Regions from separate parts of the Homo sapiens genome. Here regions 1 and 3 are each linked to region 2. A link is a contact called in ENCODE Hi-C or POLR2A ChIA-PET data. All regions are on one chromosome and are shown on one strand. The core of a region is the stretch at or near the end of the contact, and the rest is flanking DNA. Distances in the headings are between cores, read along the strand shown. Region 1 has its middle 25 kb from the start of UACA. Region 2 has its middle 56 kb from the start of TLE3. Region 3 has its middle 36 kb from the start of DRAIC.

Region 1 (3,490 bases), core at 395-2,894, 630 kb after region 2:
ACCTCGGCCTCCCAAAGTGCTGGGATTACAGGCCTGAGCCACCGCACAATCCCCCCCAGTGACTTTTCAGATCACCCAGGCTGCCCAAATATTTCCCAGATGGAGGCAGCTTCCCTGGAAGGGTTCCCAACCTAATTGGTTTGTGGCATCCAAGAGGAGGCAGCTCAGCCTGTCGTGGGCAACATGGTGAAACCCCATCTCTACTAAAAATACGAAAAATTAGCCGGGCGTGGTGGCAGGCACCTGTAATCCCAGCTACTCGGGAGGCTGAGGCAGGAGAATCGCTTGAACCTGGGGGGCAGAGGTTGCAGTGAGCCAAGATTGCACCATTGCACTCCAGCCTGGGCGACAAGAGCAAAACTCTGTCTCAAAAAAAAAAGAAAAAAAAAGGAGGCAGCTCTCTGTTGTGGCCAAAAATCAATGGCAATAAAGGAGGCCCCTCCAGAATTGGCCCCATCTCCCACCCACTCTCTTGAGATCCCCACAACCCACAAAGCAGTGGTTTGGATTTTGTAATTAGCAGTTTGTCTTTAACAACCATGGTTTTAGCATTGCGGGTGCCAATACAGTTTCTTTGAGGCATTGGCCAGGACCCAGGCGTTGCTCCTAATTTCTAATTAAGGCCTGTTCAGATAGTAAGCGAATAAAGATCAGTCTAGCATTTCAATTAGAACAGGGTGGTGTAATGGATTCGGCTTGGGCAAACTCCTTTTAGACAAATTGTTTTGACAAGTTCAAGAAAAAGGAGGGGATTCTAGGAGTAACAAGATCAAGTGGAAAGAACACTAGCCCTGAAGTCCAGCTCTTAGAGGTCAAGTCCCAGCTCTGCTGCGAACTAACTGATTGTATGATCCTGGCCAACTCACTTCACTATTGAAGCATCAGTGCTCTCTTCTGTGAAAGTTTCACCTAAACAATTTCTGGACCCCAGCGACATCTTAAGAGATCATGGGATTCAGGGCACATCTCCTCTTCATCCACTGCCACCTTCAAAAAATTGACTTCTGTATGTTTCAGAGTAAATGTTGTTCTTTAAGAGTAAGGGTTTCACAGCCAGATGCATTGCCTCACGCCTGTAATCCCAGCACTTTGGGAGGCTGAGGCGGGTGGATTACCTGAGGTCAGGAGTTTAAGACCAGCTGGCCAACATGGCAAAACCCTGTCTCTACTAAAAATACAAAAATTAGCCAGGCCTGGTGGCAGGTGCCTGTAATCCCAGCTACTTGGGAGGCTGAGGCAGGAGAATCACTGAACCTGGGAGGCGGAGGTTGCAGTGAGCTGAGGTCGCTCCACTGCACTCCAGCCTGGGCTACAGAGCAAGACTCCATCTCAAAAAAAAAAAAAAAAAAAAAAAAAGTAAGGGTTTCACTTTGTGCCTATCTTGGAGCAAATGACCAAAAGTGTTTCTCTTATGCATGTATTTGTTCAGTTACTCTCTGAGCACCTTCCAGGAGTTGAAAGAAGTGCCTGAGTACTAATCCTTTTTCAGGCTCACACACTCAAACCCCTCTACATAGTTTTCCAGCTCAGCAGCATACTCTTAACTCCTCCTTTTCTGTACTCATAGCAGTCAGCATCTGTTCAACTCATTTCCTAATCTATCCCATAACCTCTCTTTCACTCTGAAGTTTAGCCATTAAATTGTTACCTCATTTCTCAAAGGCATTTGCCATATCTCTAACCAGATGTGAGATCTGAAGGGCAGAAACTGGACTCTGCACTTCCTACCTCCCACAGAATCTAATTCAGTGTCCTCCTCATGGGTAGTGCTCAATTAATGGTCCTTAATTGATGGGTCCATTAGCATTGTGGGTGTACAAAGGCATATAAGTGGACGTTCCTGTCCTCAGGAAAGATTCAGTGTAATTGAGGGAGATGGTGAGACCTGAAGAGTTAGGTGACAGTTGCAAGCAACATCACCAGGACTGTGATTCATTGTCAATAAATGCAATAGGTCAGTGGTTCCCAACCTTTGGACCCTAGACCTCTTGTAAACTATGGGTTATGCTAAGCATCACAAATCCTTATATCTGTAAGATGACTCAGACATGTCTCAAATGGTAGTCTCCTCCCCACTTATCTATGGTTTGGCTTTCTGATGTTTGTTACCCACAGTCAACCAAGGTTTGAAAATATGAAATGGAAAATTCCAGAAATAACCAATTCATGAGTTTTAAAATGTGCACTGTCCCACTTTATCCAGCCTGGGATGTGGACCCTCCCTGTGTTCAGTGGATCCACACTGCAGACACTACCTGCTCGTTAGTCACTAGATAGCCATCTCTGTTATAAGACGACTGTCACGTATCACGGTGCTTGGGTTCAAGTGACTCTTATTTTACAGGATAACAAGGCCTTGAATAACGTTGTCCTTTTTTTTTTTCTTTTTTTTCTCTGAGTTGGAGTCTCACTCTGTTGCCCAGGCTGGAGTTCTGGAGTTCAGTGGCATGATCTCAGCTCACTGCAACCTCCGCCTCCCGGGTTCAAGCAATTCTCCTACCTCAGCCCGGAGCAGCTGGAATTACAGGCACGTGCCACCACACCTGGCTAATTTTTGTAATTTTAGTAGAGAACCCTGTCTCAAACTCCTGACCTCAAGTGTCTACCTGCCTCAGCCTCTCAAAGTGCTGGGATTACAGGCATGAGCTACTGTACCCGGCCTCTGTTATAATGTTGATAAGAAAAAAAAAAAATAAATTCTTGTCTGGGGCCGACATCTGTGTGGAGTTTGCTTGTTCTCCTCATGTCTGCGTGGGTTTCCTCCCACATCCCAAAGATATGCACATGAGGTGAATTTGCATGTCTACCTCATCTCAGGATGAGTGAGTGTGGGTGTGAGTGTGGGTGTGGCTGCACGCTGTGAGATAATGGCACCCTCTCCAGGGTGGGTTCCCACCTTGCACCCTGAGCTGCTGGGACAGGCTCCAGCTACCCATGGCTCTGAACTGCAATAAGAATGTAAATAATTATCTTACTTGCTTTTAATAATGTTTCTTAAATACATGCATAGCTCACATTTATTGTAAGGTTTAATATGAGTAGTTTGGCATATATTTAGAAGTTTGATGACAGTTTTGTCACCAGAAATATGCTGAGGGAACTTAACTATTGTTTGTGTCATTAACCTATGGTAAAATTGATTTCCTTATATGTTGTTTCACTTAAAGTCCTAGTTTCTTTTTTTTTTTTTTTTTTTTGAGATGGAATTTCGTTCTTCTTGCCCAGGCTGGAGTGCAGTGGCGCAATCTCGGCTCACCACAACCTCCGCCTCCTGGGTTCAAGCGATTCTCCTGCCTCAGCCTCCCGAGTAGCTGGGATTACAGGCATGCGCCACCATGCCTGTAATTTTGTATTTTTAGTAGAGACGGGGTTTCTCCGTGTTGGCCAGGCTGATCTCGAACTCCCGACATCAGGTGATCCGCCCACCTTGGCCTCCCAAAGTGCTGGAATTACAGGCGTGAGCCATGGCACCGGGCCTAAAGTCCTAGTT
Region 2 (3,721 bases), core at 1,155-3,654:
GATACTTCCCTCTGAATCAGGCCTGCCTGAATCATGCCTGGCATTTGTCAGCATCTTGTTCATGATAAACACGATCTCAGTGGTGGCACAAGGTGCACTGTGGGCCTTTCCCCAGCACAGTGCTCTGGAGGAACTGCAGCAGTAGCAGCTGAATCAATATCACACTTTGCAGGGAGTCTGTTGGCAGCTGGTCATGCAGTGAATTGTGGTTCTTGGCGTTTGTGGCTGTCAGAGCCTTTCCTGTGGGGAGGGTGGCCTTCCTGTGTGGAAGGCAGGCTCCTGTGAGGCCGGCTAGGCTTTACAGCTCAAAGGGTAGGTCTCAGGGCCCCCAGAGAGACTGGTAGCTCTCTGAGGTTGCTGTGCACAGCCCTAACTGTCCACTGGGCTCCTCCACTTACAAAATCTCACTTTGGGTCAGCTGCAGTGTCTCACACCTATAGTCCCAGCATTTTGGGAGGCTGAGGCGGGAGGATCACTTGGGCCCAGGAGATAGAGACCAGCCTGGGCAACACAAGGAGACTCCCATCTCTACAAAAAAATTTAAAAAATTAGCCAGGTGTGGTTGCATGTGCCTGTAGTCCCAGCTACTTGGGAGGCTAAGGCAGGAGGAAGATGAGGCTTCAGTGAGCTATAATACAGCCACTGCACTCCAGCCTGGGCAACAGAGTGAGATTCAGTCTCTAAATAAATAAATAAATAAACCAACCAACCAACCAACCAACCACCAAAAAAAAACAACAACAACAAAAAAAACACTTCACTTTGACCCTTACATTTAGTCCTTCCAGACTTTTAACTGAGTCTGACCAAGTGTTTCTGGTGCCAACAGGTTTGAATCTATTCAGGGGAACAGGGGACCAACCTGTGAAAGCAGGACCCGTGGTGGTTGTCCTTTATTCCCTACGGTCTGGGGGCTTCTCGTGGGCCTGCTGTCCCTCCACATCAAGCCTGAAGCCAAGAGGCTCCAGTGTCTACTGCCAGGAGCCATCTCAGCTCCACTACTGGTCCAAGTACCCGATGTGAGCACATCAACATCCCCAGCCCCAGGTGCCTCATCAGTAAAATGGAAGATGTTAGATGGAACATATGAAATTGCTAGTAGTCAACCATTTTTGACCTACAACAGCAACACAGTTCATATGGCTCAATCTACTACTAGCACCTACCTTATGGCATTTTTAAGATTAAACTAGGAACATTCATATCCAATGCTTAGCACACATGTGAAATGTAGGAACCACCACCGTCTGTGCTTATTTTCTAGACTCAGGACTTGGGCAAAAAACAACAAGTGAGCTAACAGGAACTGAGCGTCTACTATCTGCTGGTACTATACATGCCATATTGTTTCATCTTCTCAACAGTTCCAGGGAGGGTTGGCATGGTTAACACCATCTTATAGATGAGGAAACCGAGGCACATGGAGGTTAAATAAATTGCCCCAAATCACACGGCTAGTTGACAGCTGGGCTGTGATTGAAATCCAGATGTTTCTAACTCTGGAGGCTGTGTGCTTTCCTGAAGCACTCTGTCACTTTCTGAGTTCCAGTGTTGGGCACTTAATAGTCTTTCCCCAAATTTTGAATTTGGAAAATATAAAAGAGGATTTTGAATTACCACTAATGAATTAACAAGCTTCATGCATGTATTATTTTATTTGAGCTCATAAAATGTTGTGACTCCTCATACCACTCCATGAAAGAGGAACTCTTGCTTCCATTTTACAGGTGAGAAGCTGAGGCTCAGGAAGGCTATGGGACTTGCCTGAAGCCACACAGCAGGAAGCAGAATAGCTGAGATCCACCTCCAAGTCTGCTGGACTCCAAAATCTGTGCTTTCTCTCTGCTAGGCAAGAACCGTGGCTTCCTTCCTCTTAGGGGAAGGGCTGCAACACAGCCAGGCCGCTGACTGAAATCTTCTCATCCCAGGGGATGCGGTGGCCACTCTCCCCATCCTCTCCGTCCTGTGTGCGATTCACCTGCCTATGACTGGGGCAAGGCCTAGATTTGTGGGAAAGGATCCCGGCGCTGGGATCATGATGAACGGCAACCTCCCTGCAGCAGCCCCCTCCCCCAACAACACACGCACATCAGAGCTCGGGGGGGAGGCAGAGGGCCCTCCTTGCTCAAAATAGCTCTGTGTTATTAGCTGCATTTAATTGAAGGTGTTTCGAGGGCAGCCTCCACCGGGCCCAAACCAAATGGAAAATGACACACTGTCAAATTAATGTCCCCAGACCATGATAAATGTCCGGGCTTGGTGAGTAATGCTTCCATTTCTTGTTTTAAAGGAGAAGGATGCAGCCAGGCTCCGCGCGTCTGTCCCTGTTGTGCGGGGAAAGGTCAGGGGCATCCTCGGGATAAATAGCATTCCTCGCTGGCCCGCCCACCCAGGCTGGGCTTCTCCGGCTTCTGCTGAGCTCTGCTTTCTCTCTCTTCCTGTCTCTTGAGGCTGGCAAGATTGCTGAACAGCTTGTGAGCCTCCCGGCCAATGTCCAGGGAGGAAGGAGCTGGAGATAAGACTAATCCTCACCATCCACCCGTACTTTATACCTTCCAGAGTGCAGTCACCTCGGTTATAGCGTGTGTTAGTTGGCATTCGAGGCCTGCTCCTGACCTCCAGCTGCACGCCTCACTGCCATGCCCTTGGTTCAGCCATACTGATTCCTCAAACCCGCCCTGCACACCCCAGCCTCTTGGACTATGTGGAACACAACTGCTAAAGCGCCTGCTCTGTGCCGGGCTCTGGGCTCTGGGCTCAGCCCCTGCCCTGGAGGACAGACAGCCCCTGAGAGCCGGAGCTGCCCTGGCATTCCCAGCCTGGCTGCGGTAATCTCTTATTGAACATAAACAATTTCCCAGAATATAAACATCAGACAAGGCCACAAGCAAGACGAAAACAAGACCACTCCGTAATTGTGTCTGAACACAGACAAAAACAAGAACACTGTCCAAACCACAAAGATCACCAAACACCCCCCTGTCCTGGCGAACATCAGGGACTACTGCTTCTTTACCAATTACAGCTTCAGCTGTGCTCTCTGCTTCCCTCCTTCTAGATAAGATCCCCAGACACAGAATTACTCCCCACCACTTTCTTCCTGATAGCACTCCCTCCAGAACCAAGCTCTGCTCCCTGGAGCACCTCACACTAGCCCAGATCCTGTAACTCATTTCCAGCACTCTCTCACTGAGCTGCCTCGCCATTCCCTGTGGCGCGTGTTCTCCCTGTTGCAATGGGTAATACACCCGCCTTTGTTCAAATATAGATGTGTTTCTGGCAGCTTGGGCTGGAAGGCACTGGCACCACCAATATGGCCACAGAGCTGGGCAAAATGATAGAAGAGCTAAACTGCCCCACAAATAATCTGTTTCAAGAACAAGGGGGGCAGACCATTCATTCTGAATGGGGTGGCTTTGTGGAGGAGGAGGCATGAGCCTGTCAAAGCAGGAGAAAGTGAGCAAATGAGGCCCAGGGAACAGGTGGCCGGGACCCTCCAGGTGACAGGACCCTGAGCAAAGGCCGCCAGGTGGGACAGGCATGGGCAATGTCGTGTTTCCACCCCCCTCTCATTGTCTCTTGAAGTGGGGGAGATACTGGTTGTCCTTCAAGGCTCACTGGGTGTGTCCTCCCCCAGGCTGCCTTGGAGTCCCATCGCTGCCCTGGGGCTCAGTTTCCCTGTTGATAAAATGAGAGGATTGGACTCTGTCAGTGCTTTTTA
Region 3 (3,478 bases), core at 29-2,528, 630 kb before region 2:
ATTTATTATGCCCTGCAAGTTACTGATGCTGGTGGAATTAGGTCCTTGGGCTTCTTGGTCTCCTGGCCTCTGTGGTCCAGCCAGCCTCTTCCCCTATCCCTCAAGGATTACTTCTACGATCTCCGAACTTCAGGGCTGAGAGGGACTTAAATGGTGATCTAACCCTAACACATCATGTTACCAATACAGGAGGCAACCAACCTTGCAAGGTGGGGATGTGTGTATCTCCCATCTTACAGGAGAGAAAACAGAGGCTCAGTGAGGTTAAATGACTTTCACCAGGTCCCACAAGTAAGAAGTGATAGATTAAAGCTCTTTTGTTTGCAGGCATCAGAAATGTCTAGTCAGTTTAAGCAAAGGAGAGGAACATGGATCCTGGGGGGATTTCACAGAATGGCAAGAAAATCAACTAATTTGGCCTCCATGGGTGGGGCCCGGGGTAGCTCAAGATTGGCAGCAACAGTCTGTGGCTCTTTCTGTCCTGAACCTGCTCTCAGGGATGAGCACTAGCCCCAGTCCAGCCCAGACCCTGTATCTCTCAGGTCTAAAATTCAGGTTGCTGGGATAGAGGTTCTAGATGGACCCCTTGGATCACTCAGCAGTGGTCAGAGGTCAGGGGGTTACTAGCATAGTTATGGAGGATTTGTTTTGAGTCCTGTAGTGAAGCCCTGACAAGAACACCACAGGTGTCAACACCTGGTCGATGTGGGTCTTCCAAGGCTCAGCCGGGGCCTCTGTTCTGTCGCACAGTCACACAGTCTGCTCTCCAGTAGCTGCAGGCTAATCCCAGCTGTAAGGTCAGCCGAGGAAACGGAAGGTGCTGTTTGCATTTTAATAAGGAATCCAAAAGACCAAAGGCCTCTGGGTCCTAAAAGACTGGTTTTCTCAAATGGTGCAAAGTCCAGGTATTGTAACTGATGGGGCACCAGGGGTAAGGAGCCCTCCCTGGTACTTCCCGTCACACCCACACAAGTGTGCCTCCAACTTATAAAGTTCACCTGTTTATCTTGCTGCCGCTTGTTCCCCCAACTCCTTTCCATCTCCCTCTCCAAGGATTCAGTAATATGTTGTCTAGACACTACTGCTGCTGTTTCTCCTCCATTAATCCATTTTAATTGGAAAGTTATCATAATGCAAACTCTCTTTGGTATTATTTGCGGCTCTGCATTATTAGAACCTCACCAACTCGCTTTCCCAGCAAATTAAACTTGCTATGGAAGCAATGAGATCAGCTGCTCATATTAAATCAGGCCGCACGTTGTTAAGTGGGGCTGGGAATGGGGCTTCCTCAGCTGGGTGGGGCGCAATCGCTGGAGGCGTTTACAATGGCACCACTGTTTTTATGCTGGGGATTTGGCCTCTGTGCTCAGTTCTCCTCTTTTTTTGGCACTGTGTATTGGAAATTAGAGATGGAAAGAAAGAGGGGACAAAAAACCCTCTGGTGGTATTTGGCCTCTCACCCCAAACCCAGGGCAAACAGCAATGATCAGAATGCACATGGCCTTAACCCCAGATGAATTACAAAGCATATTCCAGTAGTCCTAAGAGCCTTGTGAAGTAGCGATGATCATCCCCTGTGTATGCAGCTGGAAACTGAAGCTCAGAGAAGGTACTTCTAGGGGCTGCACAGGCAACACATAGTAGACGCGGACTCTAAGCCGAGTCCTCTGAGTCTAAAACCAGACGGCCCGAAGGGATGAAACGCCAACCACAGTGAGCAGACCCTTTTTACAGAGCAGATCCTGGAACGGATTCATTTCTAGCTGATAGTATGGAAAGCAGTTAATAAATGACCAGGTTTCCTATTTGTGGATTATCACCACCTCAGCATCTAATTTTTCCCAGTTACCCACTCAATAGAACAACATGGCTGACACTCCTGCCCACCCACCCAACGGCCATTTCCCCCTACTCCCTTGCTACCCGAAACCTAATTTTGTTAAGTCAGAAATGTGCCCAATCTCAGAGGAAGACTCATGATTGGTCTAAGCCAGCCATGGGCGTCTGTTTCCCTTGTCAGTGATTGGTCTAGAGGTAAGCATGTGACTCATTTCTGGCCAATTACACCTAAGGGAAAGACTGCCGATGACTTCTGGGAAAAACTTTCTCTCCGATGGCGGCAGAGCAGGGAGGAAACTTTTGCTTGAGTTTCTCTCTTCCAGTGTGGGCACTATTTGTTATAGTTAAAAAGTCCCCCAATTCTTTGACCTTGCTTCCAAAGGTGGAGCCCATTTCCCCTCCTGCTGAGCGTGGGCCACACTTAGCGACTGGCTTTCAATGAAGAGAATGTAACAGAGGTGAAAGTGTGTGACATTCGAGGAAAGGCCATAAAAGACATTGGTGCTTCAGCTTTGCTCTCGCGGCTGTCTGACTCTGGGGGAAGCCAGCCACCACGTCATGAGGACACCCAAACAGCCTACGGAGAGGCCCACGTAGGGAGGAGCTGAGGCCCCCTGCCAGCAAGCAGCCCTAGCCCGCCAGCTGTGTGAGTGAGCGAGCCTTTTTGGAAGTGCATCCTCCTGTCCCAGTCCAGCCCTCAGATGGCTGCAGCCCTGCTAGCATCTTGACTGCCGCCTCATGAGGGACCTCAAGCCAGAACCAACAGCCACGTGGTGCCAGAATTCCTCATCTGCAGCAGCCGTGTGAGATCATAACTGTTTATTGCCTTTTTAAGCCACTGAGTTTTGGGGTCGTTTGTTACTCAGCAGTAGATGATTAATATGCTGTCATGCAGCTGTCTTGGAACCAGGAGGGGCAAGACTGAGGGCAGAAGCCACTGTGGTGAAACTGGCGGAGACATGGAATCTGGATTCCTGGTGATGTGAGCTAGTGAGCTGCCCAGCCAACCCTGGGTTGCCTATTTTGGGACTTTTTGTTACATGAGCTGATAAGAACCCTTAATTCATTGTTAGTCTGGGGTTCCATTATTTGTAAACAGCTTTTTACTGCCTCAGCCTTGGGGAGATACGTGATCCTTCCAATCACATTTCATGGCTAGCAGAGGTCACATGGTCTCCACCCACAGTCACATTGGGATGGAGAGGAGGGAGAGAGGGCCCTGCTAAGGGGCTTAAATGCTGCACGTACATTTGCATGTTGAGATTTAATAGAGGCCTTCTGGAGACACAATGCTTCCTCCCAGGGAGGGCCTAATTGCAGAAAGTCGGGCACTGTGATGGGCCTGGGGGCTCTTGTGACCCTGGGTAGGCGATTGTCTGTGTGACAGTTGAAGTGATGGTATGTTAATAGCTTCTCGATGAAAGGCTCAATCTCAAGGGGTTCATGTTTCTCAGCAGCCAAGACAGCGGGTTTCTGCAGCAGGTGGTTCACAAACGGCATCCTATCAGCATGGCCCCAAAGTAACTGAAAGCTGCTCAGACTGTCCCGCCCTCCCCAATGCCCCCCACCTAGGTGAATTCCAAAGGAGGAGGAACCAATGGGTCTGTGATGGATATTACCCTTCCCCATTAACTCTACA

Evidence for each region. Hi-C counts contacts between places; a loop is a spot of excess contacts on that map. ChIA-PET counts read pairs that join two places held with the same protein, here RNA polymerase II (POLR2A). Pooled maps may share reads with other maps.
Region 1: a map of HepG2 shows a loop between it and region 2 (23-fold over the local background). The contact joins two enhancer-like sites. A Hi-C loop is called at or near these places in 1 of 168 maps with a recorded cell type or tissue (HepG2). POLR2A ChIA-PET finds 5 or more read pairs at or near these places in 1 of 52 experiments (activated T-cell).
Region 3: a loop to region 2 is called in a map with no recorded cell type, with 1.8 times the contacts of the local background. The contact joins two enhancer-like sites. A Hi-C loop is called at or near these places in 1 of 168 maps with a recorded cell type or tissue (naive thymus-derived CD4-positive, alpha-beta T cell), 1 of 37 single-sample maps with no recorded cell type and 7 of 50 pooled maps.

Annotation. Positions count from the first base shown.
Region 1 is chr15:70,786,615-70,790,104 of GRCh38, forward strand. No RefSeq gene overlaps it. Among named protein-coding and RNA genes, the nearest start is that of UACA, 25 kb to the left of the region's middle. Within about 2 kb of position 1,645, at least 3 of the 41 ENCODE cell types and tissues checked have a DNase peak (open chromatin) inside an H3K27ac peak, as active enhancers do.
Region 2 is chr15:70,152,080-70,155,800 of GRCh38, forward strand. No RefSeq gene overlaps it. Among named protein-coding and RNA genes, the nearest start is that of TLE3, 56 kb to the left of the region's middle. Within about 2 kb of position 2,405, at least 11 of the 41 ENCODE cell types and tissues checked have a DNase peak (open chromatin) inside an H3K27ac peak, as active enhancers do.
Region 3 is chr15:69,523,718-69,527,195 of GRCh38, forward strand. No RefSeq gene overlaps it. Among named protein-coding and RNA genes, the nearest start is that of DRAIC, 36 kb to the right of the region's middle. RefSeq lists enhancers at 2,477-3,057, 3,058-3,478. Within about 2 kb of position 1,279, at least 4 of the 41 ENCODE cell types and tissues checked have a DNase peak (open chromatin) inside an H3K27ac peak, as active enhancers do.